2 separate regions of the Homo sapiens genome follow, and region 2 is linked to region 1. A link is an interaction called in ENCODE POLR2A ChIA-PET data of the cell type or tissue named here. Cell type or tissue: K562. All regions are shown on one strand. Each heading gives the region's core, and the rest is flanking DNA. Links, peaks and the distances in the headings are about the cores only.

Region 1 (15,477 bases), core at 4,973-9,972:
TTGGTGAGTATTTGGGGAACAGAAAGGTCAAACCCTAGAGATATTTTATGCAAGGAGATTCACAGTACTTTTCCTACTCATGGCAGAAGAGAGACCTGTGTGTAATTGTTCTAGCAACTGCTTTTCCTGACATTTATTCTCATATAATTGGGCAGCCAGGATGACCACAGAGTGGATGAGAGTACAGACTCCCTTGGAAGGAATGTTGCTCTGGTACATGTAAGCTTTGTGACCTCCGAAAAGTTACTTAACCTCTCTGTGCCTCGGTTTCTGCCTCTGTGCCATGCGGGTGATAATAACAGTAGTTATGAATATTTGATGAGTTAATTCATTGAAAGCTTGTAGGACAGTGCCTGGTAGATAACGGCACTCAGTAAACATTAGCAATCATTACCTGGTCCCTCATTTAACATTTAACCCCTTTAATACCCTAAGAGGCAGACGCTTTTGTCCCTTCCATTTTGCTGAGATCCACCAAGTCGTGGGAAGGATGCGTGACTCACCCACACTGCTGGTCAGTGAGTGCAGACGCGGGGATCTATAGGAGAACTGGGTGGTGGATCTCTAGGGGAATAGTGTGGTGGTTCTGATCCAAAGCCTGTCTGCCTGGATCCACATCCCGGCTCTGCTTCTCCTGCACTGCTCACTCTGGAAAGCTGCTTAAATTCTCTGTGACCCAATTTCCCCTTCCTAAAATGGAGACAATAGTACGTAGTCGCAGTCTCGTATATTTGATGTGGGGTTTAAATGACCTCATGTATGTAAAATGCTTAGAGCCAAGCCTGACACATGGGAGTGTTTCATTACATGTTAATCTTATTTTTAGGATCATTACTGAGTTCACACCCTAAACCACTCGTCATTCATTTAATGTATATTCATGGGACCTCCTGTGTGCCAGGCACTGTCCTAGTTCTTACACTTTGACTTTTTTTGTTGTTTGTTTTTTTGAGACAGAGTTTTGCTCTGTTGCCCAGGCTGGAGTGCAGTGGTATGATCTCAGTTCACTGCAACCTCCACCTCCCAGGCTTAAGCAACTCTCCTCCCGAGTAACTGGGACTACAGGCGCGCACCACCGTGCCTGGCTAATTTTTGTATTTTTGGTAGAGACAGGATTTCACCATGTTGGCCAGGCTGGTCTTGAACTCCTGACCTCAAGTGATTCACTGCCTCAGCCTCCCAGTGTGCTAGGATTACAGGCATAAACCACCACGCCCGGGCTGATGTTGTTCTTTGACATTGGTGTTCACCATAGCTTGGTTAAAAACAAAACTAAAAAGGGAATCTATCTATATCCAACCTCCAAATGGCTAACTAAAGGTGTGAGATGGGTCTGAGTGTTACTTCTCCAGTGGGTCTGCTAAGCTTTCTCTCTAAAAAACAAAAACAAAATTCCTGATATGTAGTGTTTGCCAATTCCTGTGGTGTAAATGTTCCCACCGTGGCCAACTTCAGGCTACCAACATGAGGTCACTGAGCACAGAGTTGGAAGAGAGGTGCAAAATTGGCTCTCGAGAGCCATTGGCTGCCATTGGAGCCCATGGCTGCCATTTCTATTAATGAAATATCCCTGCAGGTCATCTGTATTTTTTATATTATAACTAGGGACTTTGTTGTACAGATAAACATTCCTCCTGCTTCTACTCTTTTGCAGACCAGTTAAGGAATCTGACCCTGAAAGGTAAGCATCCTACTTCATCATGAATCCCTGATGATAATGGGGACCGCACACTTGCTTGAGGCCAGCCATTGTCCTAGGAACATTACATGTATGATTCATTTGGTGCCCATTTGAATTCTTTATCTGGTATTTCAAAGATTTCATCTTGATTTGGATCTGTTGCTGGAGAGGTAGTGTGATCTTTTGGGGGTGCTGTAGAACCATGTTTTGTCATATTACCAAAGTTACTTTTCTGATTCCTTCTCATTTGAGTAGACTATTTCTTTTAATTATTCTTGAATTTATGTTGGATTTGACTGTGTTTTTTTTTTCTTTTTTCCGCTTAAGGATGTGACTTTAATGTCCCTAGCTAATTATAGCCTAATTTGGTCCTTGGTGCTTTCAGGGGTGAAGATTGTAAGAGTTCCTTGGATATAGGGAGTCTTCGTGTGATGGCTTTCTCATATGCTGGTTGTAGAAGCGATGTGCTCACTGTGTGAGCAAGTTCACTGTTGCCTACAGGGCTGGAATGGTAGAAGACTCTTGAAGCTTAACTCATTCCCCACAAGGCATGCAATTTTTTCCCCAGTATTTTATTGACTGGTTTGATGGTTCAGGCTTCAGGTCTGTAGGGGAGTGCATAGGAAGTGATTGTGGCCAAAACATGTGAGTAAATGCAACACCCAATGGTGAGCAAAGGTCCCAGCCTTGACAGAGGTGGCTGGAGGAGCTCTCAGTGAGTTGCATCGAGATTTTTTTTTTTTTTTTTTGAGACAGAGTTTGGCTCTTGTTGCCCAGGCTGGAATACAATGGCATGATCTCAGCTCACCCCACAACCTCCGCCTCCCAGGTTCAAGGAATTCTCCTGCCGCAGCCTCCTGAGTAGCTGGGATTGCAGGCACTTGCCACCATGCCCAGCTAATTTTGTATTTTTAGTAGAGATGGGGTTTCTCCGTGTTGGTCAGGCTGGTCTCGATCTCCCAACCTCAGGTGATCCGCCCACCTCGGCCTCCCAAAGTGCTGGGATTACAGCCGTGAGCCACCATGCCTGGCTGTGCACCGTGGTCTTATCAGGCAGAAGGGTTGGAGCCACCTCAGCTCCCCTGCCAGGTCAGCCAGAAAGCCATCCATCTCTCAGACACACTCGTGATCCAGTGCTCCAGCTATTCAGATCAGACGGGCACCTCTTTTCATCTGTAGGAATGTTGGTGTTCTGAGTAGAGAGGAACTGTGAATCTGTCTCTTATGCAAGCCTAAACCTAGAGGGGCTCCTCCTGTGGGGATGCAGTCGCCCTGATATGTTCCAGAAAGGCTGTCTATAGTTGTACCCATGCTGAGCTCCCATGGGAGAAACCCCAACTGTGCCTGTGGCAGTGGAAGAGAGGGGAAAGACATCCCCTTATCCAAGACCCTTCATGCACACCAGGGCTGTCTGATGGTTGGGTTAGAGCTGTGGGCTTTCCGTGCTGAGCCCAGCACTGAAACTGTGTCCCTGCTGAAAGAAACTTCCCACCAGCAGAAAGATCTGATTTTCAAGTCCTGCTGTCCAGATTCTTTTGTCCCATGGGGTGTTCCCTTGATGTGGTGCACTCCCCATTCCCCTAGGATAGGAGTCACTGAGCACCAGACTACAGTGAGTGTTATTGTTCCTCTGGGTCTAGCCACCCAGTGAAGCTGCCACACTTCAGGCTGGTTCTTGGGAATGTCTCCAAGGAATCCGGTAATGTCCCCTGTCCTCGAGACTCCCAGCAATGGGAAGCAGCACCAGCTCTAATGGGGGTGGCAGGAGAGAGACACAGGCTCTGTGAGATTCCTTGCTGATGGACAGCCTTAGTAGGTTGGCTTCCTTGAATGCTAGTTATAGTAGTAATGAACTGATCATGTGGACAGACTCAGGACCTCCTGGTTAGCCAGAGTGGTGCATGCAGTGGTGATAGCTGAGGACATAGAGCCATTTTCTCCTTCCTGGGCCCAGTGTTATCCTACCAGGAGATGCTGTCATGGACTGTGTTGGTTGGCCTCCACCCAGCAGGTGGAGCACCAGCTGCAGTAGTAGCAGTGGGATATTCACTTGCCCTATGTTGCCCAGGGTGGCTACTCTTGTTTCTCAGGCAATGGGCAGAGCCACAGAGTTCCCAAAAGTTTCCGTCCTTTGTATTAAAGCCACCAGGGCGGGTGGCAGGGCAAAGCCAGGTGTGGGCTGGGTCAGGCAGTTTTGTGCTCTAACTCTCCCTGTGCAGGGCAAGCAGCAGCTCCTGTGGGTATCAGGGGGTGGGGGTGGTTTTCAGACCCATGTGCTGATAATCCAGAGAGGAATGTTTCTGCCTCTGCTGCACAGAAGAGTTTGTGTAGGGAGTGGGGAGTGGCAGGTGGCAGTAAGCCCCACGCGGATCCCACACACTTGGCGAGGCAGATCCCCTCCCACCCTGTTCCACTGGCAGTGGTGAGCTAAGTTCCAGGCAGCCTGTGCTCAGAACTTGCAAATGCCCCCAAGTCATAAGCTTTCCCTGCAGAGATAGCAACCACTGCTCTCAGGCCATGCCCCTCCCCATCTATCCCACCTAGCCATGTGCCAGGGTCCTGCACACGTGTCTGCAGCTTGCTTTTCATTCACCCCATGTGGGTGGAGAAGTTCACCTCCACCCACAGTTATCTCATGAAACCCAGCTGGGGGCTTCTTTCAACCTGCGACCACCCACCTGAACTTTTTGGCTGACCACTGCAGGGTGCCCTGTGAGGAACAATAAGGAATGGCTTCCCTGGGTCCATACTGGGATCTGGGAGTGCATGCAGGGTTCTTCCCACAGCTCCTACTTATATTCCACGAACCTCCCCAAGTCATATCCTGCACTGAATAGGGTTAAGGCCTTACCCCAGAGACTGGACTTTCAGGCTCCCTGGTGTGGTGGGGGCGTGTGTCCTGCAAACAGTCTTTCCCCATCTCACACCCTGGGGACTCGCAGCCCTTCACTTGAGTCACAGTATAGGCTGCAGCCCGTCACTTCCTTCAAAGGGACTGTGGATTCCTTCAGATTTCCTGTCTAATTCCTGAATCACTTCTTGAAAAAAAAGTTCACAGTGTGAATCTCTACACAGTGTTTTGTCCTTCCAAGTGGGAGGGGTATGCCAGCAATGCCTCTAATCCAACATGTTTGCTGTCCTGCTCTTTCATAGTAGGACAGCTAGGACTTTCCAGAAGTGCCCCCATAAATCTGCATGGGCCAGAGCTTGACCTCCCTCTAGCTGCAAGGGAGGCTGGGAAATATTTGCCCTTCCTGCCTGTGGGCTGAGAAACGTTGGCATGGAAGGGAGCTTGAAATGGCCTTGGGGTAGCCAGTCTACAGTGCCCGGCTGGCTCCACCCATAGAAGGTTCCTGAGGACAAATCTGTCTTGTTTACTGCTCTATTCCAACAGTCAGAAGAGTGCCGGGTGCCCACTGATTGCTTCATAAATATTTATGGAATGGAAGAATGATCTTTCTTCCTGCTGCAGATCCCTGCAGTGCTTTATGCCAGTCTGCTGGTGCTTTGAATATCAAACATGACAGTCATGTGATGGAGAATGTTTGAATTTTATTGCTATTTTCTTGGCAGGTTTATGGAGAAGGGCTGTTGCTAATGCTAAAAGCATTGGACACCTTATTTTTGGTGAGTATTTGGGGAACAGAAAGGTCAAAGCCTAGAGATATTTTATGCAAGGAGATTCACAGTACTTTTCCTGCATGTGGCAGAAAAGAGGCCTGTGTATAATGGTTCTAACAACCACATTTCCTGACATTTATTCTCATACACTGAACATTGATTATGGGCAGCCAGGAAGACCACAGAGTGGATGAGAGTACAGACACCCTTGGAAGGAATGTTGCTGTGGTACATGTGAGCTTTGTGACCTCTGAAAAGTTACCTAACCTCTCTGTGCCTCAGTTTCTGCCTCTGTGCCATGTGGGTGATAATAATAGTAGTTATGAGGATTAAATGAGTTAATTCATCAAAAGCACATAGGACAGTGTCTGGTAGATAAAGGCACTCAGTAAACATTAGCAATCTGGCTGGATGCAGTGGCTGACACCCGTAATCGCAACACTTGGGAGGCTAAGGCGGGCGGATCATTTGAGGCCAGGAGTTCAGGTTTCTGATCCTGGCCAACAGGTGTGTGGAGCTGGTGCCTGCTACTTCCAGGCCTGGCTACAAAAGGCCTTCTGTGGCTCTCCAGCTCTCTCCTCTCATGGAACAGACAAGGAGACCTTGTGCCAAGAGGAGAAGCTCTTAAACCCAGGAGGCGGAGGTTGCAGTGAGCTGAGATCACACCATTGCACTCCAGCCTGGGCAACAAGATGCAAGCAGCCTGGCCCGGCGCAGTGGCTCATGCCTGTAATCCCAGCACTTTGGGAGGCCCAGGCGGACAGATCACTTGAGGTCAGGGGTTCGAGTGCAAGCTGGGTAACATGGTGAAAATGCGTCTCTACTAAAAATACAAAAATTAGCCAAGTATGGTGGTGCACGCCTGTGATCCCAGCTACTCAGGAGGTTGAGGCACAAGAATCGCTTGAAACCAGGAGGCAAAGGCTGCAGTGAGCTAAGATCACACCACTACAGTCCAGTCTGGGCAACAGAGCAAGACTCCATCACACACACACACACACACACACACACACACACACACACAAAATTGGCATTCGTTACCTGTTCATCATTTAACCCTTTGAATGACCTGAAGAAGTGGATGCTGTTGTCCCCTCCATTTTGCTGAGAGCCACCGGGTCATGGAAAGGATGCGTGACTCACCTATGTAACTGGTTGGTGAGTGCAGACACAGGGATCTATAGGGGAATCGTATGGTGGTTCTGATCCAAAGCCTGTCTGCCTGAATCCACATCCCAGCTCCACCTCTCATGCGTTAGTGACCCTAGAAAGCTGCTTAAATTCTCTGTGAAAAAAATTAAAAAATAAAGAAATGAGGGGCCGGGCGCAGTGGCTCACACCTGTAATCTCAGCACTTTGGGAGGCTGAGGTGGGCAGATCACCTGAGGTCAGGAGTTTGAGACCAGCCTGACCAACGTGGAGAAACCCCATCTCTACTAAAAATACAAAATTAGCCGGGCGTGGTGGTACATGCCTGTAATCCCAGCTACACGGGAAGCTGAGGCAGGAGAATCGCTTGAACCCAGGAGGTGGAGGTTGCAGTGAGCTGAGATCACACCATTGCACTCCAGCCTGGGCAACAAGAGTGAAACACAGTCTCAAAAAAAAAAAAAGAAAAAAGAAAAAGAAAAAGAAAAAAAAGAAATGAAACAAACAAAAAAAAAAAAAAAAAGAAAAGAAAATCAACAACAACAACAAAATTCTCTGTGACCCAATTTCTCCTTTGTAAAATGGATACAATAGTGCATAGCCCCAATCTTGTATATTTATATCAAATAAATGTAAATATACATCAAATATACAAGATTGGGACTATGTACTATTTGATGTGGGGTTTAAATGACCTCATGTATGTAAAGTACTTAGAGCAAAGCTTGACACATGGGAGTGTCCTCTTAAATGTCAATATTATTTTTATTATGTCTTGTATTGTTAGAAAAAGCAAGCCAGGGCCAGGCGCGGTGGCTCACGCCTGTAATCCCAGCACTTTGTGGGGGCCGAGGCGGGTGGATCACCAGGTCAGGAGATCGAGACCATCCTGGCTAACATGGTGAAACTCCGTCTCTACTAAAAAATACAAAAAATTAGCCGGGCGTAGTGGCGGGCGCCTGTAGTCCCAGCTACTCGGGAGGCTGAGGCAGGAGAATGGCGTGAACCTGGGAGGCAGAGTTTGCGGTGAGCCAAGATCGAGCCACTGCACTCCAGCCTGGGCGACAGAGCGAGACTCCGTCTCAAAAAAAAAAAAAAAAGAAAGAAAGAAAAAGCAAGCCGGGCACAGTGGCTCACGCCTGTAATCCCAGCACTTTGGGAGGTTGAGGTGGGTGGATCACTTGAGGTCAGGAGTCCGAGACCAGCCCAGCCAACATGGTGAAACCTCGTTTCTACTAAAAATATAAAAATTAACTGGGCATGGTGGCGGGCGCCTGTAACCCCAGCTACTCGGGAGGCTGAAGCAGGGGAATTGCTCGAACCCGGGAGGCAGGGGTTGCAGTGAGCCGAGATCGCACCACTATACTCCAGGCTGGGCAACAGATCGAGACTGTGTCTCAAAAAAAAAAAAAAAAAAAAGAAAGAAAGAAAGAAAAAGAAAAAAAAGCAGACAAAATTTATTTATTGACAATTCAAAAATTTGAAAAAGATGAAGCAGAAGCTTGACCTAACCGACGTGTATCAGGACTTAGCTTTCTATCGCATTTTCAGCACATGTGGAAAAATTGAATTTTGATTTGGTCTCAAGTAAAAAGTTATAACATGTACAATATTTTAATTATAAGGATCAACACTGCTACTATTAGGTAATAATATTTTTAAATATTAAGATTTTTTTGTTTTTTTTTGAATTTTTACTTCAATAGCTTTTGGGGTACAAGTGGTTTCTGTTACACGATGAATTATGTAGTAGTAAATTCTGAGACTGTAGTCCACCCATCAGTGTATGTTTTAGAGTATGTTGCATTCAATATGTAGTTTTTTGGTTTTGTTTTTTGTGACAGTCTCACTCTGTTGCCCAGGCTGGAGTGCAGTAGCAAGATCTCGTCTCACTGCAACCTCTGTATCCTGGGTTCAAGTGCTTCTCCTGCCTCAGCCTCCCTAGTAGGTGGAATTACAGGCACGTACCACCATGCCCGGCTAATTTTTATATTTTTAGTAGAGATGAGGTTTTGCCATGTTGGTCAGGCTGGTCTCGAACTTCTGAGCTCAAGCAATCTGCCCGCCTCAGCCTCCCAAAGTGCTGGGATTACAGGCATGAGCCACCACACCTGGCCCCAATGTGTAGTGTTTTTTTGTTTTTGTTCTTGTTTTTTGAGACGGAATTTCACTCTTGTTGCCCAGGCTGGAGTGCAATGGAGCGATCTCTGCTCACCGCAACCTCCACCTCCTGGGTTCAAGCCATTCTCCTGCCTCAACCTCCCGAGTAGCTGGGATTACAGGCATGCACCACCATGCCTGGCTAATTTTGTATTTTTTTAGTACAGACAGGGTTTCTCCATGTTGCTCAGACTGGTCTCGAACTCCTGACCTCAGGTGATCCACCTGCCTCGGCCTCCCAAAGTGCCGGGATTACAGGCATGACCCACCACTCCTGGCCCCAATGTGTAGTTTTTTATCCCCACCTCCCTACCCTCCTCTTTCTGAATCTCTGAAGTCCGTTATGCCACTCTGTATGCCTTTGCGTACCCATAGCTTAGCTCCCACTTATAAGTGAGAACATATGGTTTTTGGTTTTACATTCCTGAGTTACTTTACTTAGAATGATGGCCTCCATCCAAGTTTCTGCAAAAGACATTATTTTATTCTTTTTTATGGCTGAGTCATATTCCATGGTGTTTATATACCACATATTCTGTATCCACTCATTTGTCAATGGGCACTTAGGTGGGTTCATATCTTTTTTTTTTTTTGAGACAGTCTCACTCTGTCACCCAAGCTGGAGTGCAGTGGCGCGATCTCGGCTCACCGCAAGCTCCGCCTCCCAGGTTCACGCCATTCTCCTGGCCCAGCCTCCTGAGTAGCTGGGACTACAGGCACCCACCACTGCGCCCAGCTAATTTTTTTTTTTTTTTTTTTTTTGTATTTTTAGTAGAGACCGGTGTTAGCCAGGATAGTCTCGATCTCCTGACCTCATGATCCACCCGCCTCAGCCTCCCAAAGTGCTGGGATTACAGGCATGAGCCACCATGCTCGGCTGGTTCCATATCTTTCAATTGTGAATTGTGCTGCTATAAACATACATGTGCATGTGTCTTTTTTTTTTTTTTTTGAGGCAGAGTCTCGCTCTGTTGCCCAGGCTGGAATGCAGTGGTGCAATCTCACTGCAACCTCCAACTCGTGGGTTCAAGTGATTCTCCTGCCTCAGCCTCCCAAGTAGCTGGGACTACAGATGTGCACCACCGCATCCAGCTAATTTTTGTATTTTTAGTAGAGATGGGGTTTCACCATGTTGGCCAGGCTGGTCTTGAACGCCTGACCTCGAGTGATCTCCCCTCCTCAGCCTCCCAAAGTGTTGGGATTACAGGCGTGAGCCACTGCACCCAGCCCACAAGTGTCTTTTTCATATAATGGCTGCCTTTCCTTTGGGTAGATACCCAGTAGTGGGATTGCTGGATCGAACGGTAGATCTACTTTTAGTTCTCTGAGGACTCTCCATACTGTTTTCCATAGAGGTTGTACTAATTTACATTCCCACCAGCAGTGTGTGAGTGTTCCATTTGCACCGCATCCACACCAACGTCTATGGTTTTTTTTGAATTTTTATCAATGGCCATTCTTGTGGGAGTAAGATGGTATCTCATTGTGGCTTTCATTTGCGTTTCTTTAATGATTAGTGATGCTGACCATTTTTTTCATATGTTTCTTGGCCACTGGAATATCTTCTTTTGAGAAATGTCTATTCATATCATTGGGATGCTTTTCGGTGGGATTATTCGTTTTCTTGCTGATTTCTTTGAGTTCCTTATAGGTTCTGTATAATCGTCTTTTGTGGATGCCTAGTTTGCAAATATTTGCTCGCATTCAGTGGGTTGTGTGTTTACTCTGATAATTACTTCCTTTGCTGTACAGAAGCTTTTTAATTTACTCAGGTCCCATATATTTGTTTATTTTTGAGACGGAGTCTCACTCCATCACCCAGGCTTCAGTGCAGCAGCACGATCTCGGCTCACTGCAATCTCCGCCTCCCAGACTCAAGCAATTCTCCTGCCTCAGCCTCCTGAGTAGCTGGGATTACAGGCATCCAACACCATACCTGGCCAATTTTTGTATTTTTAATAGAGATGGGGTTTCGTCATGTTGGTCTGGAACTCCTGACCTGAAGATCCGCCCAGCTGGGCCTCCCAGAGTGCCAGGATTACAGGCGTGAGCCATCGTTCCCATATATCCATATGTTTATTTTTGTTTTTGTTGCATTTGCTTTTGGGCTCTTGGTCATGAACTCGTTGCCTAAGCCAACATCTAGAAGAGTTTTTTTGATGTTATCTTCTAGAATTTTTATGGTTTCTGGTCTTATATTTAAGTCTTTGATGCAAATTCACATTGAATTTGTGAGTTGATTTTTGTATAAGGTGAGAAATAAGGATCGAGTTTCATTCTCCTACATGTGGCTTGCCAGTTATCCCAGCACCATTTGTTGAATAAGGTGTCCTTTCCCCCACTTTATGTTTTTGTTTGCTTTGTCGAAGATCACTTGGCTATAAGTATTTGGCTTTATTTCTGGGCTCTCTATTCTGTTCCATTGTTCTACATGCCTAATTTTATACCAGTACCGTGCTGTTTTGGTAACTATAGGCTTGTAGTATAATTTGATTGGGTAATGTGATGCCTCCAGATTTGTTCTTTTTGCTTAGTCTTTGCTTTGGCTATGAGGGCTCTTTTTTGGTTCATATGGATTTTGGGATTGTGGCTGGGCATGGTAGCTCACGTCTGTAATCCCAGCACTTTGGGAGGCCAAGGCGGGTGGATCACCTGAGGTCAGGAGTTTGAGACCAGCCTGGCCAACATGGCGAAACCCCATCTCTACTACAAATACAAAAATTAGCCAGGCATGGTGCATGCGCCTGTAATCCCAGCTACTTGGGAGGCTGAGACAGGAGAATCGCTTGAACTTGGGAAGCAGAGGTTGCAGTGAGCCAAAATTGGCCATTGCACTCCAGCCTGGGCAACAGAGCGAGACTAAGTCTCAAAAAAAAAAAAAAAAGGATTTTAGGATTTTTTGTTCTGTGAAAAATGATAGTATTTTGATGGGAATTACACTGGACTTGTAGATTGCTTTTGGCAGTATGGTCATTTTCACAATATTGATTCTACCCATCCATGAGCATGGGATGTGTTTCCATTTGTTTGTGTCATCTATGATTTCTTTCAGCAGTGTTTTGTAGTTTTCCTTGTAGCAGTCTTTCACCTCCTTGGTTAGGTATATTCCTGAGTATTTTATTTTATTTTTTTGCAGCTGTTGTAAAAGGGGTTGAGTTCTTGATTTGAATCTCAGCTTGGTCATTGTTGGTGTATAGCAGTGCTACTGTTTGTGTACATTGATTTTGTATCCTGAAACTCTACTGAATTCATTCATCAGACCTAGGAGCTTTTTGGATGAGTCTTTAGGGTTTTCTAGGTGTACAATCATATCATCAGTGAACACTAACAGTTTGACTTCCTCTTTACTGGTTTGGATACCCTTCATTTCTTTCTCTTGTCTGATGGCTGTGGCTAGGACTTCCAGTACTATGTTGAATACAAGTGATAAGAGTGGGCATTCTTGTCTTATTGCAGTTCTCAGGGGGAATGCTTTAAACTTTTCCCTGTTCAGTGTAATGTTGGCTGTGGGTTTGTCATAGATGGCTTTTATTACATTGAAGTATGTCTCTTGTATACCGATTTTGTTGAGGGCTTTAATCATAAAGGGATGTGGGATTTTGTGAAATGCTTCTGCATCTCCTATGATTTTTGTTTTTAATTCTGTTTCTGTGATATATCACATTTGTTGACTTGCATATGTTAAGCCATCCCTGCATTCCTAGTATGAAACCCACTTGATCACATCATGGCAAATTTCAAGCTACCAACATGAGGTCAGCGAGCACAGAGTTGGAAGACGGGTACAAAATTAGCTCTCCAGAACCCGTATCAACAGACTCCAACCCATGGCTGCCATTTCTATTAAAGAGACGTCGCTGCAGGTAATCTGTATTTTCTATAACTAGTGACTTTACAGTTAAACATTCCCCCTGCCTCTGCTCTTTTGCAGCCCGATTACTGAGGCTGCAAGAAAGTTCACAAGGGGAACATCCTCCCCCAGAAGGTAAGCATCCTACTTTGCCATGAATCCCTAATGATAGTGTGGACTGCACACTGGCTTGAAGCCAGCCATTGTCCTAAAAACTTTACGTGTCTGATTCATGTGGTGCTCCTTTGGGAATGGAGAGGAGCATGGACTCTCCCAGGTGCCTGAGGCCACGCAGCCAGGAGGGGCAGGATCGGAGTTCAAACTGACACTCTGTGAAAAATGATAGTATTTTGATAGGAATTACACTGGACTTGTAGATTGCTTTTGGCAGTATGGTCATTTTCACAATATTGATTCTACCCATCCATGAGCATGGGATGTGTTTCCATTTGTTTGTGTCATCTATGATTTCTTTCAGCAGTGTTTTGTAGTTTTCCTTGTAGCAGTCTTTCACCTCCTTGGTTAGGTATATTCCTGAGTACTTTATTTTATTTTTTTGCAGCTGTTGTAAAAGGGGTTGAGTTCTTGATTTGAATCTCAGCTTGGTCATTGTTGGTGTATAGCAGTGCTACTGATTTGTGTACATTGATTTTGTATCCTGAAACTCTACTGAATTCATTCATTAGACCTAGGAGCTTTTTGGATGAGTCTAACCATAGGATCCATGTACATAGTCGTCAGATATACCCTAGGTATGCCTAGGATCCAAGTGTCAGAGGCAGAAAATGGGAACAGCCTGAGGCAATTAGCAAATTGAGAGGAAAAATACTTCCCAAAACTACATAGGTTGGGAGTCATGAAGGAATCAGACTTGACCCATGGTGGGAGTACGGAGAACAAGAACAAAGTATCAGATGAATTCTGTATGGAGAAGTTAGATTATATTATGGAGGAGACTATATTTGTTCAGGAGAGGCTATGCTGCGCAAAGAAACCACAAATTGCTATAGCTTAAGACACAAAGGGTTTATATTTTGCTTACCCAAAAAGCGATATGGGTTGAGTGTTCCTCCAGGGCAACTTGGCTCCATGTGGGGACTTAGGCATCCAAGCTGTTTGCGTCTTTTTTTTCCTTTCCTTTTCTTTTTTCTTTTTTTTTTTTGGAGACAGAGTCTAGCCGTGTCACCCAGGCTAGAGTGCAGTGGCATAATCTCAGCTCACTGCAACCTCTGCCTTCCAGGTTCAAGCTATTCTCCTGCCCCAGACTCCTGAATAGCTGGGATTACAGGCAACTGCCACCACACCTGGCTAATTTTTGTATTTTTAGTAGAGACGAGTTTTCACTACATTACCCAGGCTACTCTCGAACTCCTGACCTCAAGTGATCTGCCTGCCTGGGCCTCCCAAAGTGCTGGGATTACAGGTGTGAGCCACCGCGCTGGGCCAAGCTGCTTGCATCTCGTTGCTTCTCCTCTTGGCACAAGGTCTCCTTGTCTGTTCCATGAGAGGAGAGAGCTGGAGTGCCACAGAAGGCCTTTTGTAGCCAGGCCTGGAAGTATTGGGCACCAGCTCCACACACCTCCTGTTGGCCAGGATCAGTCACATGGCCCCAACCTAACTACAGCAGAGGCTGACAAAGATGGTCTTCCTTCCAGTTGTGGAAGATGCAAGTGTGGCTTTTTCACAGGTCAACAGTCAGGTACAGAGTGAAGGTAGGTCCTGAGCACAGCCCTTCATCCACTTCATGCCTCCCTCCCTGTTTTAGTTGTGAAGGCTGCCAGAACAAAGTGCCATACATAGGCTGGCTGGCTTAGCAACAACAGAGATTAATTTCTCAGTTCTGGAGGCTGGAAGCCCAAGATCAGAGTACCAGTAGGGTTGGATTCTGGGGAACCCTCTTCTGGGTTGCAGAGAGCCAACTTCTTGCCACATGGCGGGCTTTAATGTTGTTTTTTGACATCAGCATTCACCATATGCTGGTTATAGACAAGTCTGGAAGGAGAATCTATCTCCAACCTGCAAATGGCTAACTAATGTTGTGGGATGGTAGGCTGGTGATTGTACCACTGCACTCCAGCCTGGTGACAGAGCGACAACCTGTCTCAACAACAACAACAACAAAAAAGAAATGGCAACCCCAAGGTGATGGTATTAAGAGATGGGGCCTTTGGGAGGTGTTGAGACCATGAGGGTGGAGCCCTCTTGATTTGGATTAATCCCTTATAAAAGAAGCCTCAGAGAGCTCACTCCAAGGAATGCGGTGAAGGTTGAAGTGTAGAATTTATGCAAAATGCCAAGATGAGCCTGGCAGGTGACGTTCTCAGCAAACGTGAGCAGAGCTATTATCAGTGTGTGTGTGTGAGAGAGAGAGAGTTGAACATCATCTAATTCATGAGTGTGGATAAAAATAAGAGGGGATGCCAGGCATGATAGCTCAATGCCTGTAATCCCAGCACTTTGGGAGGCTGAGGGGGGTGGATCACTTGAGGTCAGGAGTTCGAGACCAGCCTGGCCAACATGGTAAAACCCCATCAGTACTAAAAATACAAAAATTAGCCGGGCCTGGTGGTGGTGCGTGCCTGTAGTCCCAGATACTCCAGAGGCTGAGCCAGGGGAATTTCTTGAAACTGGGAGGCAGAGGTTGCAGTGAGCTGAGATTGCCCCATTGCACTCCAGCCTGGGCAACAGAGCAATACTCTGTCTCAAATAAATAAATAAATAAATAAATAAATAAATAAATAAATAAATAAATGGGAGACTTTGCCTCCAACCCTGAAGAAAATAAGCGTGCAAAAGATGAGTAGAGGTGGAGGCAGAGATGAAGGAGCTAGAAAAAAGAGGCCAGAAAGTCAGAGAGAGTGAGGTAACATGGGGGTCAGCAGAAGGCAAGGGGAGAGAGGGTCACCTGGAGAAGGAGGTCACCTCAGGAGGAACCGCAGGGCATTGCAGAAGATGAGGCAGAGCAGGGTCTGTGATGTTCTTGGTAGGGTACTTGGACAGTGTCTGAGACCACCTG
Region 2 (15,477 bases), core at 6,958-11,957, 90 kb after region 1:
CCTCCGCCTCCCCGGTTCAAGCAATTCTCTTGCCTCGGCCTCCTGAGTCACTGGGATTACAGGCACGAGCCATCACGCTCAGCTATTTTTTTGTCTTTTTAGTAGAGACACGGTTTCACCGTGTTGGCCAGGTTGGTTTTGAACTCCTGACCCCAAGTGATCTGCTTACCTGGGCCTCCCAAAGTGCTGGGATTACAGGCATGAGCCACTGCGCCCGGCCCAAGCGAGATGTTTTAATTACTATTTATGGAGATGGGGGAGAGACAAATTTTGCCACCTCCTCTAAACCCTTGACTACCTGCAGTGTCATGCTTATATTCCTGCCTGGCCCAAAACCCCAATTCCTACACCTTAATTGGTTCATTAACCTCAAGCTTTCATTTTGACCCTTCTCCTCAAGATTCAAATGAATAATTTTTGGCTTAGATGCTAAGATCCAGACAGGCAGAAGGTTATAATGCCAGAAAGAGCCTGCCCTGGAGCCCAACCACCTGGGTTTCCATGCTTTGCCTCTTACTACCTTTGTGACCCCAACAAAGTACTGAGTTTCCTGGGTCTCAGTCCTCATCCGCACAGTGGAAGGGATGGTGATCACTGTTGCTGCTACAGAATGTTAGTGTCGTTCATAGACGCTTGGTGGGTAGAATAATACCCACCCAACACAAATCTGTCCACGTCCTAATTCCTAGAGTCCACGAATATGCTAGGTTGCATGGCACAGTGGATTTTGCGGGCCAGTCATGGTAACTCATAATTGTCATCCCAGCACTTCAGGAAGCTGACGCAGGAGGATCACTCAAGCCCAGGAGTTTGAGATCAGCCTGGGCAACATAGTGAGACCTCGTATCTACAAAAAATCTTAAAATTAAAAAAAAACAGCCAGCATGGTGGCACATGCCTGCAGTCCTAGCTATTCGAGAGGCTGAGGTGGGAGGACTGGTTGAGCCCAGGAGGTCGAGATCAGCCTAGGTAACACAGTGAGACCCCTATCTACAAACAATCTTAAAAAAAAAAAGAAAGAAAACTAGCATGGTGGCACATGCCTGTAGTCCTGTCTACTCAAGAGGCTGAGGCAGGAGGATCACTTGCACCCAGGGTTTTGAGGCTGCAGTGAGCTATGATCCAGCCTGGGTGACAGAGCCAGACCCTGTCTCAAAAAAAGGAGTGTGGAAGACTTTGCAGATGTCATAAAGCTAAGGATCTTGAGATGGGAAGATGATCCGGGATTCCCCAGATGGACCCAATGTCATCACAAGGGCCCTTATAAAAGAGAGGTGGTGGGATGCCGAGGCGGGTGGATCACAAGGATCATGAGGTCAGGAGATTGAGACCATGCTGGCCAACATGGTGAAACCACGTCTCTACTACAAAAAAAAAAAAAATTAGCTGGGTGTGGTGTAATCCCAGCTACTCAGCTGTAATCCCAGCTACTCAGGAGGCTGAGGCAGGAGAATCTCTTGAACCAGGGAGTTAGAGGTTGCAGTGAGCCAAGATTGCACCACCACACTCCAGCCTGTCAACAGAGCGAGACTCTGTGTCAAAAAAAAAAAAAACAGAGAGAGAGGCAGGAGAGTCAGAAAACCAGGTGTGACAACAGAAAGCAGAGGTTAGAGTTATGCCAGGAAGAGGCCACGAGCCAAAGAATGCAGGCGACCTTTAGAAGCTGGAAGAAGCCAGGAAGCGGATTCTTCCCTACAGCCTCCAGAAGGAATGCAGCCTGGCTGGTACCCTGATCTTAGCCCCAGTGAGACTGACTCACAGAACTGTAAGAGAACAAATGTGTGTCAAGTCGGTTAGGTGTGTGGGGATTTGTTACAGCCACTGCAGAAAACTAATGCACACACAGGGGGCTGAAAACCCTGCCTGCCACATAAAACGTGCTTTGTAAATATTAATCGTTATCATTTTCATTATCTCTGTCCCATTTGAATCAGCCATCCTGGAACAGGTACGGAGCAAAGGTGTCTAACCTTAGGCTCCCTCTCAAGCCAGCTGTGTGGCTCCATGGACACACGCACAGCTCGGAGTCCTCATCTCCACAATGGAGAAATACGTAAGTGGTTGTGGCTTCGGAAAAGGGTAGCCTGTATACGAATTTCTGCTCATCCGTGTGACCTTCAGAGTGTTATGGAATGTATTTGACTCTCAGCTTTCTTTTCTATATATGAGACAACTGAAATCTATCCCGTAGGACTGTTTAATAATGAAATGAATGTAATCCCGGCACTTTGGGAGGCCGAGGAGGGCGAATCACAAGGTCATGAGTTAGAGACCAGCTTGACCAACATAGTGAAACCACGTCTCTACTAAAAATACAAAAATTAGCTGGGCGTGGTGGCACGCACTTGTAATCCCAGCTACTCAGGAGACTGAGGCAGGAGAATTGCTTGAACCCAGGAGGCAGAGGTTGCACTGAGCCAAGATCGTGCCAGTCTTGGCTCACTGCATTACAGCCTGGGCAGAGTGAGACTCCATCTATGGGGGATGGGGGAGGGGGCAGGATTTTTGGGGGGCGGCCGGGGTGGGGGAAGAATGAAATGATACAATGTAAGCAGAGTTCTTGGCACATGCTGAGTGCTCAACAAATAATCATGGTAAACATAGGCTGGGCGTGCGGGCTCAGGCCTGTAATCCCAGCACTTTGGGAGGCCAAGGTGGGAGGATCACTTGTGTTCAGGAGTTCAAGACCAGCTTGTGCAACGTAGTGAGACCCCCTCCTTCTCTACAAAATATTAAAAATTAGTTGAGCAAGATGGTGCACACCTGTAGTCCCAGCTACTCAGGAGGCTGAGGGGGAAGGATCACTTGAGCCCAGGATATTGAGGCTGCAGTGAGCTATGATTGCACCACTGCACTCCAGCCTGAATGACAGAGCGAGACCCCATTTCCTAAAAAAAAAAAAAAAATCACGTATGTGATAAATATTTGTTGTGTTCCTCCTACTATGTGGAGTTGTCGGTAGACTGGACAGGTGAAATTCCTTCTTGCATGAGGCTAATATTTTACTAGGGTGGGAAAGACAAAATACAAATGAGGTTTTCTGACCAGGGTGGTGGCTCACGCCTGTAATCCCAGCACTTTGGGAGGCCGAGGTGGGTGGATCACTTGAGGCCAGGAGTTCAAGACCAGCCTGGCCAACATGTTGAACCCCATCTCTACTAAAAATACAAAAATTAGCCAGGCGTGGTGACACATGCCTGTAATCCCAACTATTCCATAGGCTAAGGCACCAGAATTGTTTGAAGCCAGGAAGTGGAGGTTGCTGTGAGCCGAGATCACACCACTGCATTCCAGCCTGGGTGGCAGAGCGAGACTCTTTCTCAAAAAAAAAAAAAAAAAAAGAAATGAGGCTTTCAGTATGGGGTGGTGACAAGTTCCTGGAAATAGATAATGGTGATGATGGTGCAACATTGTGAATGTGCTTGTCGCCACTAAATTGTGCACTTTAAAATAGTTAAAATCATAATCTTATGTGTATTCTACCACAGTAACCAAAACCAAAATCATTTCAGAATATGAAAAGTGCAATGAAAAAAAATAATAAACAGGGGAATGTAAACAATCATGCCTGACAGATGTCTCCTTTGGTGGTCAGGGAAGGCCTCTCTGAGCAGGTGATGTTTGAACCAAAACCTAGAGTCAGCCACACACAGTGTGAGGAACAAGCATTCCAGGCACAGGGATCAGTGAGGGCAAAGCTGCTGATGTGGGAAACAATGTGACATGTTCTGACGCACAGAAGGGAGGGCCACATGGCTGGACCCTTCATTTTTCCCCTTAGGGTGGGCCTCCCGCATGCGCAGTGCCTCCTTTAGGCTTGGGAAGTGAGCATGCGCGGTGTGTTTACTGGACTTGTACACAAGCTCGTCTGAGACTTTCTTCCCTTTCCAGTGAAATGTCCCCCAAAAGGTTGGACTCTGCATTTTTTTTTTTTTTTTTTTTGAGACGGAGTCTGGCTCTGTCACCCAGGCTGGAATGCAGTGGCGCGATCTCGGCTCACTGCAAGCTCCGCCTCCCGGGTCCACGCCATTCTCCTGCCTCAGCCTCCCGCGTAGCTGGGACTACAGGCGCCCACCACCACGCTCGGCTGATTTTTTTGTATTTTTAGTAAAGACGGGGTTTCACTGTGTTAGCCAGGATGGTCTCGATCTCCTGACCTCGTGATCCGCCCGCCTCGGCCTCCCAAAGTGCTGGGATTACAGGCGTGAGCCACCGCGCCCCGGACTCTGCCATTTTGTCTCTTAATGCGCATGCCCGGGCTCATTAGCCCAATCCCTGAGATTGATTGATTGATTGATTGATTTTTTTTCTTTTTTTTGAGATGGAGTCTCACTCTGTCACTCAGGCTAGAGTGTAGTGGCACGATCTAAGCTCACTGCAACCTCTGTCCCCCGGTTCAAGCGATTCTCCTGCCTCAGCCTCCCGAGTAGCTGGTATTACAGGCGCCTGCCACTGCACCCGGCTAATTTTTGTATTTTTAGTAGAGACGGGGTTTCACCATCTTGGCCAGGCTGATCTTGAACTCCAGACCTCATGATCCACACACCTCAGCCCCCCTAAGTGCTGGGATTACAGGATTGAGCTACCGCGCCCAGGCCATCCTTGAGATTTTACTGGAAGCTGCTGACTACCAATTTTGGAGTAAGTGCAGAGGAACGAAAAGATGGTGACACTAGCAAACCTAGGTCAGAGCCTTGTAGTTCTCAGCAAGACACTGCATCTGTGTTCCCCATGCACATACATGTACAGAGTGTTTTCCTGAGCGGGCATGTGAGAAGCCACTGATATCAATCACCTCTGGAAGTGGGAACCAGGGGTAAATAGGAGACTTCTTTCCAATTAAGTTTTTATCACAGATGTGTGACTTATGTCTTTAAAAACAATTTAATTATGTATATACCTAGAAGAGAAGAGTTGCAATATTCCCAACACAAAGAAATGATAAATGTTGAAAGTAATGGATATCCTAAATACCCTGATTTGATCATTACTGTCTGCATGTATCAAAATATCACATCAGTGGCTCACACCTGTAATCCCAGCACTTTGGGAGGCTGAGGTGGGAGGATCACTTGAGACCAGGAATTTGAGACCAGCCTGGACAACAGAGTGGGACACCATGTCTATTAAATAAATAAATAAGGAAAAGAAAAAAAATCACGCGTACCTCAATAAATATATACAATTGTTGTGTATCAATAAAACATTTTAGAAACAGTAATTATACATGTATATGCACATACATAATGTGTATATACATATACGTGCACATGCCTGTATACATTATAGATGTGTATATATGTATACAGGCATGTGTAATATACACACATCATATGTGCACATATACAGGTATATGCATGCACATATGCTCACATGAAAACATGCAGAGTTAAAATGGTTTTTAAAAAAGATAGAACACCCTGAGTAAAGCAATAGGAGGCAGTTTAAAATCACAAAATGAAAAATCTGCAACAATGAGATGGCTGTCTTAGGAATGGATTAATTTTATGAGGTAGTTATTGACTTACCAAATTTATTGAACATCTATAGAGCAAAGCGCTGTGCCGGGGCCTCTTGGTGTTGGCATTCCAATTCCACTGGCATGCCAGTAATTAAAAACCTGTGTGGATGTTTCAGTGGTGCCTAGCAGAGTGACATTTAATAAGGTACTTCACAGCTTACCCCTCTATAAAATGGGGATGCTAATAAACAGTTCTACTTCATAGAGTTGTTGGGAGGATTGAATTAGATGAAAGATACAAAATGCTTAAGACAATGCGTGCTATAGAGATAACTCACAATAAATGTTGGCCATTAATGATGACGATGATGATGATGATAACATTCATTCACCATGCTAGACCGGCAGTAATTAATTAATTAAGCAAACATTTTGAGAATGTTCTAATTCTCTTCTTTTACTTTTGTTATTTATTGGCTTTCAAACTTTCCTGAAAATATTACCTTCTGAGAAATTTTTTCTCTGCTTAATGATACTCTTCATTGTTAATATTCCCTCATCCATCCATCCATCAACCATCCCTTTACCAACTCTTCTTTCATCATCCATCCATCCACCCATCCACCCATGTATCCTTCCACCCATTCTTACATCCATTCCTCCATCTATCCATCTTTTCATCTATCTTCTTCCATCATCCATACATCCATCCATCAATTCATCCACCCATTCATCCTTCCACCCATTCTTCCATCTGTCTATCAATTCTCCCATCCTTTTGCCCATCTTTCACCAGCCATCTATCTATCCACTCATCTGTCCATTCATTTATCCTTCTATTCATCCATTATTCATTGAATCCATCCTCTTATCATCCATCCATCAATCATTCATCAAATAAGTATTTAAGAAACCCACCATCCATAAGAAACTGTGTCAAGTACCAAGAGGAACCATACATGATTTCTGCCTTCAACAATCAGAGATAAATCGTTTCATCCATCCTTCAGTTTATTCATCCACTTCTCATCCATCCTTCCATCCATCCATTCTTTCACTGTTCATCCATTCTTCTATCCACCCATCCTTCCTTTCATTCTTTAATCTTCCTTCAATCCACCACCCATCCAATGAGTATTCAAGAACCCTATCATCTATAAGGAAATGTGGTGGGTACCAAGAGGAACCAGATATGATAGCTGTCTTCAAACAGCTATAGATAAGACATTGGCACCAATATCTACCACCCAACATGGAAAATAATGGCAGATACAACTGGTAGTATTAAGGCCCTGATAGGGTGCCCAAGAGGCAGCTTAGCCCACAGCCTCTGCCCTCTCGTTCTCTTAAGCCAAAATAATTTCACAGTGGAGCGGTGAGAAGATAATAGCACCCAACCAACCAGGGTTCAAATCCTACCTCTCCCATGTTTCAACTGGGTGGCCTTGGGAAGGTCATTTCACCTCTCTGAACTCCAAGTCAGTATTCCTATCTGTTTAGTGGAGATAAAACCTAAACTATAGAAGCCATTGTGAATAATTACAGGCACACATGGGGCTGTAAAGTCACTGAAGTATAGTGTACCTTCAAAATAATGAGTCCTTCTGCTTCTCAGCAGCAAATGACCCCAGATCTGAAACAAAACTTCAGTGTAAGCCTTCCCTCCACCTCTAGGCGCACACACACACCTCTTCTATTACATATTTAGGCTGCCTTTGGAGGGAGAAGCAACAGGATCTCAGTAAGCTCTTTTTGAATCTCAACTTTCTTTTTCCTAAAATAGGGAGAGTAAGCCTTACCTTGGAGAAATGGTCCAAACATTGACAGAACCATGAAGATTTTAATCCACTACCAAGAATTTAATAAGTAATTCACCCAGTCTCTTAACAGGTAACTTGTTCCCTTTTCTTCAGTTTCTTCCCTAAGCTTGGGATTCAGGCAACCTTCCTTAGCATTACATCATTCATAGAATCTGGTTTAACCCATTTCTTTGAGTTTATTAACAGAGAAAGGACCTCACCCACAAGACCACCTTCCCTACTTTCTCTGGCTGTCCCCTTCCAGAACCAATATGGCAGCCACCAGCTACTTCTGGTTCTTGAGCACTTGAAATGGGAAAGTTCAAATTGTTCTATGTTGTAAGTGTAAGATACCTATTGATTCTGAAGACAAAGTATAGGGAAAAAATGTAAAGTATCTCATTAATAATTATTTGTATTCATTATGTGTTGAAATGATAATCGTTTAGATATACATGGATTCCACAGAACATGTTATTAAAATAAATTGCACTCTTCTTAGTTTTTTAAAGTGCTTCTGCTATAAAACTTACAATGATTTATGTGGCTCGTATTATATTTCTAGTGCACCATGATGCTCTAGACCTTCCTTCTTTGCTATGGGGGCCCTAAGACCCCACTTGTCACACCCTCCCAAGTTTCCGGGTCAAAATGTACCTTTGAGAGAGTTCTTCTGGGCCCTGGCTCTCTCCACGATCTCTCTTTAAGGTTCTGCTCCCAAGAGCTCTGGATTATCTGGGGATTGGTTGAATGGCTTTGGCCCCAGCCTGTCTGTAGGACACAAAGGCAGCTTCTCAAAGGAGGGTTCTTCATCAGTGGTTACTGTCAGAAGGCAGTCTGGATGAGATCAGCTGTGGTTAATTTATGATGTCTGGAGATAAGCCCATGCATATCCACGAGGCCCATAAAATTCAGTCAAGTGTACACAGAAGGGGCCTTGCGGGGGCTGGGGTCAGGGACAAGAATATCAATGAACAGAGGAGGGAACGTTCCCAGAAATTCAGCTATGAGGAGCTGGAGAGGTTTCAGCTGAACAATGAAAAAGCCCTACTATTTTCTTTTCTTTTCTTTCTTTCTTTTTTTTTTTAGATAGAATTTTGCTCTGTTGCCCAGGCTGGAGTGCAATGGTATGATCTTGGCTTACCACAACCTCCACCTCCCGGGTTCAAGCCTTTCTCCTGCCTCAGCCTCCCAAGTAGCTGGGACCACAGACACATGCCACCACACCCAGCTAATTTTTGTATTTTTTAGGAGAGACAGGGTTTCACCAGGTTGGCCAGGCTAGTGTCAAATTCCTGGCCTCAGGTGATCTACCCACCTTGGCCTCCTAAAGTGCTGGGATTACAGGCATGAGCCACTGCACCCAGTCCACATTAACCTGCTAAGGGATTTTTGGATCTCGTATGGCTAATAATAAAGGGAAACTGATTGAAGAAATACTTGCAGAATGGGAAACTGATGACATGCAATGCAGTGAAGAGTGACATGAAACAAAGATGTTAAAGGGGAGAATGGGTGGCTCCGCAAATGTACAATGTCTTAGCACACTTGGTCTTCATAAAGTATCAATAATAATAGCAAAAAGGCAGTGTGCCAGAGACCACCCATTATGTTGTAGAATATAATCAAGATCTGTAAAAGATGTTCAAACAAGAAGGAAAGAGGTGCCAGGCACAGTGGCTCATGCCTGTAATCCCAGCACTTTGGGAGGCCGAGGCCGGTGGATCACCTGAGGTCAGGAATTCAAGACCAGCCTGGCCAACATGGTGAAACCCCATCTCTGCTGGGGTCTGCTGGCACACCCCAGCACACCCCAAAAATAAAATTTTTGTATTTTTGTAAAAATACAAAAATTAGCTGGGTCTGCTGGCACACGCCTCTGGTCCCAGCTGCTTGGGAGGCTGAGGCAGGAGAATCGCTTGAACTCAGGAGGTGGAGGTTTCAGTGAGCCAAGATCACGCTACCGCACTCCAGCCTGGGAAACAGAGTGAGACTCCATGTAAAAAAAAAAAAAAAAGAAAAGAAAGAAAAAAAAAGAAAAGAAAAAAGAAATGTTAGAAATAAGTGAAGGCAACAGTCATTTCCAAAAACTAGGATTCCTCAAAGGTATTTTTAAAGTCTTGGATAGGCTTTTATTTCATAAGAGTTTCTAATTTGATAGTTGCTGACATTTTTGACAGTTTAGTTGGGGGGAGGGCTTTCTTTTGACACTTTTTTCCAAAGGAGATTCCATCTTACTGAGAAAAAAAAATGGAGATGAAAAGATAGCCCGTTTTCCACAATTTTTTTCTGAGACAGGGTCTCACTCTGTTGCCCAGGCTAGAGTGCAGTGGTGCGATGATAGCTCCTGGCAGCCTCAAACTCCTGGGCTCAAACGATCCTCCTACCTCAACCTCCCAAAGTGCTGGGACAACAGGCACATGCCACCATGCTCGGCTAATTCGTCAATTTTTTTTTTGTAGAGATGGGGGGTCTCATTATGTTTCCCAGGCTGGTCTCAAACTCCTGGTTGCAAACGATCCTCCTACCTCAACCTCCCAAAGTGCTGGGACAACAGGCACATGCCACCATGCTCGGCTAATTCGTCAATTTTTTTTTTGTAGAGATGGGGGGTCTCATTATGTTTCCCAGGCTGGTCTCAAACTCCTGGTTGCAAACGATCCCCCTACCTTAACCTCCCAAAGCACTGGGATTGCAGACGTGAGCCGCTGTGCCCAGCCCCTCTTCTAAGAATAGTAACTAAGGGCCAGGCGTGGTGGCTCACGCCTGTAATCCCAGCACTTTGGGAGGCCAAGGCAGGTGGATCACCTTGTTTGAGATCAGCCTGACCAACATGGTGAAACTCTGTCTCTACTAAAAATACAAAAATTAGCCAGATGTAGTGGCAGGCTTCTGTAATCCCATTTACTCGGGAGGGTGAGGCAGGAGAATCGCTCGAACCTATGAGTCGGAGGTTGCAGTGAGCCAAGATTGCACCATTGCACTACAGCCTAGGCAACAAGAGCAAAATTCTGTCTCAAAAAAAAAAGGAACAGTAACTAAGAACACGTTGGGTTTCAGAATTCAGGATTAATCTGATTTTTCTTTTTTAAATACTTTTATTTATTTATTTATTTATTTCATAGTTGGAAATGTAGGTGTCCATAAGGCTGCACCACTTGTTCCTCAGAACTTCAAAGCCATCTGCAGCCCATTAGGTTAATCACCAAGGGCCTCCAGAGAACAGTGGCCCACACTGAAGGTTTGTGGAGCATCAACAAAGGTGCTTATATTAGGGAAGCAAACCTGCTTTTCCAAGAAGCCTCCCTGGGCCTCTCCAGGGGATTCTTGAGCCCTGGCTGACAAAGACCAGGAAGATCTGAGATACCGGGAAGCCTGTGACTGCCCATGGGCTCCCTGATGCTTCTCTTCGTGGAAACGACGCGAAATTCCTCAGCTTGCATCTTCCCTGTTATTTTAAGTATTTCTTTTTCTATATTTCTTCCTATGCAAGGTAGATAGCTTAACTTTGGAGCAGAGTGAGAGCAAGGAAGGAGGGAGAAGGTGGGGATGAAAGATGAAAGAAGAGGAGGAAGGGGAAGAGGGGAAGGAGGAGGAAGGAGAAGAGGCAGGGAAGGAGGTGGAAGAGGGAAGAGGAGGAAGAGAGGAAGGAGGAGGAGGGGAGAAAGAGGGAAAGGGGGGAGAAGGGGGGAGGAGGTGAAGAAGGAAGAGGAGGAGGGAGAGAAGGAGGGGAATGAGGGAGAGTAGGAAGAAGGAGGAGGAGAGGAGGAGGGGAGAAAGAGAAGGAAGAGGAGGAGGGGGAGGAGGAGCAGACGGAGGAGGAGGGGAAGGAGGAGGAGGAGGGAAGAGGAGGAAGAGGGGGAGGAGGAGGAGGGGGAGACAGAGGGGAAAGAGAGGGAGGAGGAGGATGACCGGGAGGAGGGGAAGAAAGAAGAAAAGGAGGAGGGGAGGAAAAGGAGGGGGAGGAGGAGGAGAAGGAAGAGAAGAAGAAGGAGGAGGAAAGGAAGGAGGAGGAGGAGAGGAGAAGGAGAAGGGAGAAAAAGAATGAGGAGGAGGAGAAGGTGAAAAAGGAGAGGGACAAGGAAGAAGTGGGGAGGAGGGAAAGAGAGGAGGGACAGGGAGGGGAAGTGGTTGTGGTTAGTTCCAGGGGCTATAAAATCTTGGACATCAGCTGGTCGACCACGAGTGTCTGACAGGAGCATGGCCCGGCACATGGGGCTCCTGCTGGTTTGGGTCTGCCTGATTCGCGGTGTGGTCGGTGGTGTGGTCGGCGCTGTATTTAACGTTCTGGAAGAAGGTGAGGAGACAGGTGACCCTGGCTGGGACGGAGTCCTGCACATCGGCTGCTGTATGTAATCAAATCCCAGTCGCCATGGAGGGCAACAGTCTCCCTTGCTTTAGGTACCTTAAGAAAGAAAAAGATACTCTCCCTTCCATGTCAGAAACACAATCCATAGGTAAAGATTTTTTAAAAAATAAGAAAGTTCGGCTAATAAAATAATGAAAGACTAAGAATGTAAATTGGAAAATCCTAGTGACATGTTACTTGAAAACCATGTGTCTCCTCCCTTCATGCTAGGAGATTTTAAATGCCTCCTGCAGAGGTTTTGAAAATGAGACTAATTTTCATAAAGTCGATTTTATTCCTTTTCCAAAGTCGTGTTGCCTGTAACAATTATGAAGCGAAATAGAAAAATAAGAAGGGAATTCACTATGGATGCATCTGACAACGTTTGATGAGGACTAAGCATAGTTTCAAAAACAATTTTTTATGGAATGACCAAGAAGAATGATCTTGCAGATATTTCTTTTAAGTATTCTTCAGGACATCTTTGCATTAAAAAAAAATAACACTGCTTGCTATTTTTTTTTAAAGAACAGAAAAGAAAATATACTCCCAATGTAACTATGACCACTGCTTTCTTATCCACTAGAATTATTTTATACTTACTGAAAAATAACACTGTACTTGGCCACAGGTTTTTTTTTTAAATCAGACATCATGTTTGTAGATACATAAAAAGGAATATAGATAAGTGGAAAAAGGCAAATTAAGACGATCCTAAAGCTTCTCCGCTGTCAATGTCTGGTCTCCTAATTTATGGATGTCATATTTTTCCACATAATACTTGTGCTATTCAGAGCCTTACTGATGAAGCATTTCTTTTAATAATGCATCAGAGAATAAAAACTCATGGGCCCCGGGCTCGTTAGCCTGTATTTTAAATGATGTGGTGCTAGTCTACTTTTGATCTGCAGAACTGTTGCCTATTCACTATCTCCCTCTCTCTCCCTTGCAAGCATCTGCCTCCTGGACTTATTGTCTCTTTTTTTTTTTTTTTTTTTTTTTGAGATGGAGTCTTGCTCTGTCACCCAGACTGGAGTGCTGTGGCATGATCTCGGCTCACCGCAACCTCAGCCTCCCAGATTCGAGCAATTCTCCTGCCTCAGCCTCCCGAGTAGCTGGGACTAAAGGCACGTGCCACCATGCCCAGCTAATTTTTGTATTTTTAGTAGAGACCAGGTTCCACCATGTTGGCCAGGCTGGTCTCGAACTCCTGATCTTCGGTGATTCACCCACCTCAGCCTCCCAAAGTGCTGGGATTATAGGCAGGAGCCACCGCACACAGCCTATTGTCTCTTAAGAGTTTCTTTTGAGCTACTGAGTAGCAAACTGCAAGTTTTTGATGCTGGTCGAATTCAATACAGACAATAACAGCTGGGTCCCCACAGCAATCCGGCTTGCAGATAATAAGATGTCGTCACAAATAAGCGGAAGGTGGGAACTCATAGACATCTAGGGCTCAAAGTCTTGCTGGAGGCCATAGGCTAAGCTTCGTTGGAACCCAGAGATGCTGGAGGGAAATCTGGACTCCTGAGCTTGCCAGGAGCAGTCAAGTGGGACAGAGGAGGTGAAGGGAGTCCCAGTTCTTGATGAGTGGGGATGTATGAGAGCTCTCAGCTATGGTTCCTCCTCATCCTCATCAGAGGAGCACTACATTTTGGTGTTTTAGAAGCAGTGACAGACTGGGTGCGGTGGCTCACACCTGTAATCCCAGCACTTTGGGAGGCCGAGGCGGGCGGATCACAAGGTCAGGAGTTCAAGACCAGCCTGGCCAACATGGTGAAACCCCGTCTCTACTAAAAATACAACAATTAGCCGGGCATGGTGGCAGGTGCCTATAATCCCAGCTACTCAGGAGGCTGAGGCAGGAGAATCACTTGAACCCAAGAGGCGGAGGTTGCAGTGACCTGAGATCATGCCATTGCACTCCAGCCTGGGCAACAAGAGCAAGACTCCATCTCAAAATAATAATAATAATAATAATAATAATAATAATAATAATAATAATAATAAAACGGTGACTTGATAGGTTTGCTGGATGCACAGATGCAGAGACTAAATAGCATGAGCATCTCCACTCATGAGCATGTGATATGCACCCCCACCTCTTCCCACTAGTGCACGATCTAGTGGGAAGACAGAAGAGGAAACAGACCATGTGTATGGCACATGCTAAATCAGCTATACGCCTAGCCTGAAAAAGAAAAAATAATTGAATTGGCAAGACTTCACAAAGGACTTGATTGAGTGATCTTGTTCCAGGGCTAGGAATTTGCCATGTCCAACATGTAATTACTATTCCAACTTGATGGGTTGCCTAAGGGATTACATGGGAGTGGGGTCCCTTGCGGGGAGAACTGTCCAGGTGTGTAGACCCGGACATGCTTCGTGCACCCAGAACTCTGGGGTTTTCACTTTTGCCAGTTCAGGCTTTGGTGCGGTAGGACTGCCCACCAACCGATCGTTTGATGTCAACAAACGTTTGTGCTAAAATGTGAATCTTGCATTGCAAGAGCCATTATTATTTAAAGAGGATGAGGAGGAACCATGGCTAAGAGCTCTCATGCACCCCCACTCACCAAGAACTGAAGGCTCCTCTCGCCTCCTCTGTCCCACTCAACTCTGCTCCTGGCAAGCTCAGGAGACCAGTTTTCCCTCCAGCATCTCCGGGTTCCAACCAAGCTTAGCCTGTGGCCTCAAGCAAGACTTTGAGTCCTGGATGTCTGTGAGTTCCCACATCTGAAACAGGAGGATCGTGATTCTTGCTGACTCCCAGGGTTGCTGGAAGATTAAATGGGTTAGCATGCGTGACGCTCAGAACAGAACTGTTATCATTAAGTCATTATTACTACTATTATAGTACCAAAAGTACTATTACAGTATTAAAGAGGCAGGATAAGGGTTTGGATTTAGTAGTCGATACTCACAGAGTGAGTTTAACTACTTTAAACTTCTCATACAAGTGGAATCGTGCAATATTTGTCCTTCTGTGAATGGTTTGGTTCACTTAGCATAATGTCCTCCAGGTTCATCCATGTTACTGAAAACGGCAGGATTTTCTCTTTTTTTAATTTTTAAAATTTTTCTGATTTTGTAATTTTTATTTTTATTTTATTTTATTTGTTTTTGAGACAAGGGCTCACTCTGTCACCCAGGCTGGAGTGCAGTGGTGTGATCTCAGCACACTGCAACCTCCGCCTCCCGGGACTGAAGTAATTAATCCTCCAACTCAGCCTCCCAGTACGGGAACCACAGGAGCACACCACCATGCCCAGCTAATTTTTTTGTAATTTTGGTAGAGATAAGATTTCGCCAAGTTGCCCAGGCAGGTCTCAAACTCCTGAGCTCAAGCGATCTGCCCACCTCCGCCTTCCAAAGTGCTGTGAGCCACCACACCCAGCCCTGCCTAAAGGTTCTTTGATCAAGGTTGTTTTGACCTAAGGGCAGGATCAATAGTAAAGACAAGCTCTGGCCATGCATAGTTCAAGGTGGGAGGATTGCTTGAGCCCAGGAATTCGAGACCAGCCTGGGAAACATAGTGGGACCTAGTCTCTACAGCAACTTTTGAAAATTAGCCAGCTATGGTAGTGTGTGCCTGTAGTTCCAGCTACTTGGGAGGCTGAGGCAAGAGAATCACTTGAGCCTGGGAAGTCAAGCCTGCAGTGAGCTATGACAGCGCCACTGTACTCCAACCTGGGTGACAGAGTGAGATTCTGTCTCCAAAAAAAAAAAAAAAAAGTAAGTACTAAGTACATGTAGTACGTGTTCTTACACAAAGAACAGTAGATAAAATAGAAATTGTAGGGACATTCCGAGGACGGGGTTAATCAGAAACCAACACGGCGAATTAGCACCCAAGACAGAGGTGTTTT

What was found. ChIA-PET counts read pairs that join two places held together with the same protein. Peaks named below come from ENCODE experiments on the same cell type or tissue, not always from the same donor. Only the 100,000 strongest peaks of a DNase experiment are listed, where the experiment ranks them.
Region 2: POLR2A ChIA-PET joins it to region 1 with 10 read pairs; 2 of 35 experiments call an interaction of 5 or more read pairs at or near these places.

Annotation. Positions count from the first base shown.
Region 1 is chr19:48,074,890-48,090,366 of GRCh38, reverse strand. PLA2G4C (phospholipase A2 group IVC) reads left to right here. Exons shown (of 17, transcript NM_003706.3): 8 at 1-3; 9 at 1,655-1,681; 10 at 5,255-5,308; 11 at 12,543-12,596. Among named protein-coding and RNA genes, the nearest start is that of PLA2G4C-AS1, 21 kb to the right of the region's middle. In K562, for the core only: no CTCF peak of the experiment used is centred there; no DNase peak of the experiment used is centred there; H3K27me3 peaks cover 1,384 bases.
Region 2 is chr19:47,987,252-48,002,728 of GRCh38, reverse strand. It overlaps BSPH1 (binder of sperm protein homolog 1), which reads left to right and starts at 10,559. Exons shown (of 6, transcript NM_001128326.2): 1 at 10,559-10,720. The coding sequence starts at 10,648. ELSPBP1 (epididymal sperm binding protein 1) reads right to left here and starts at 8,097. Exons shown (of 7, transcript NM_022142.5): 1 at 7,918-8,097. In K562, for the core only: no CTCF peak of the experiment used is centred there; no DNase peak of the experiment used is centred there; H3K27me3 peaks cover 1,684 bases.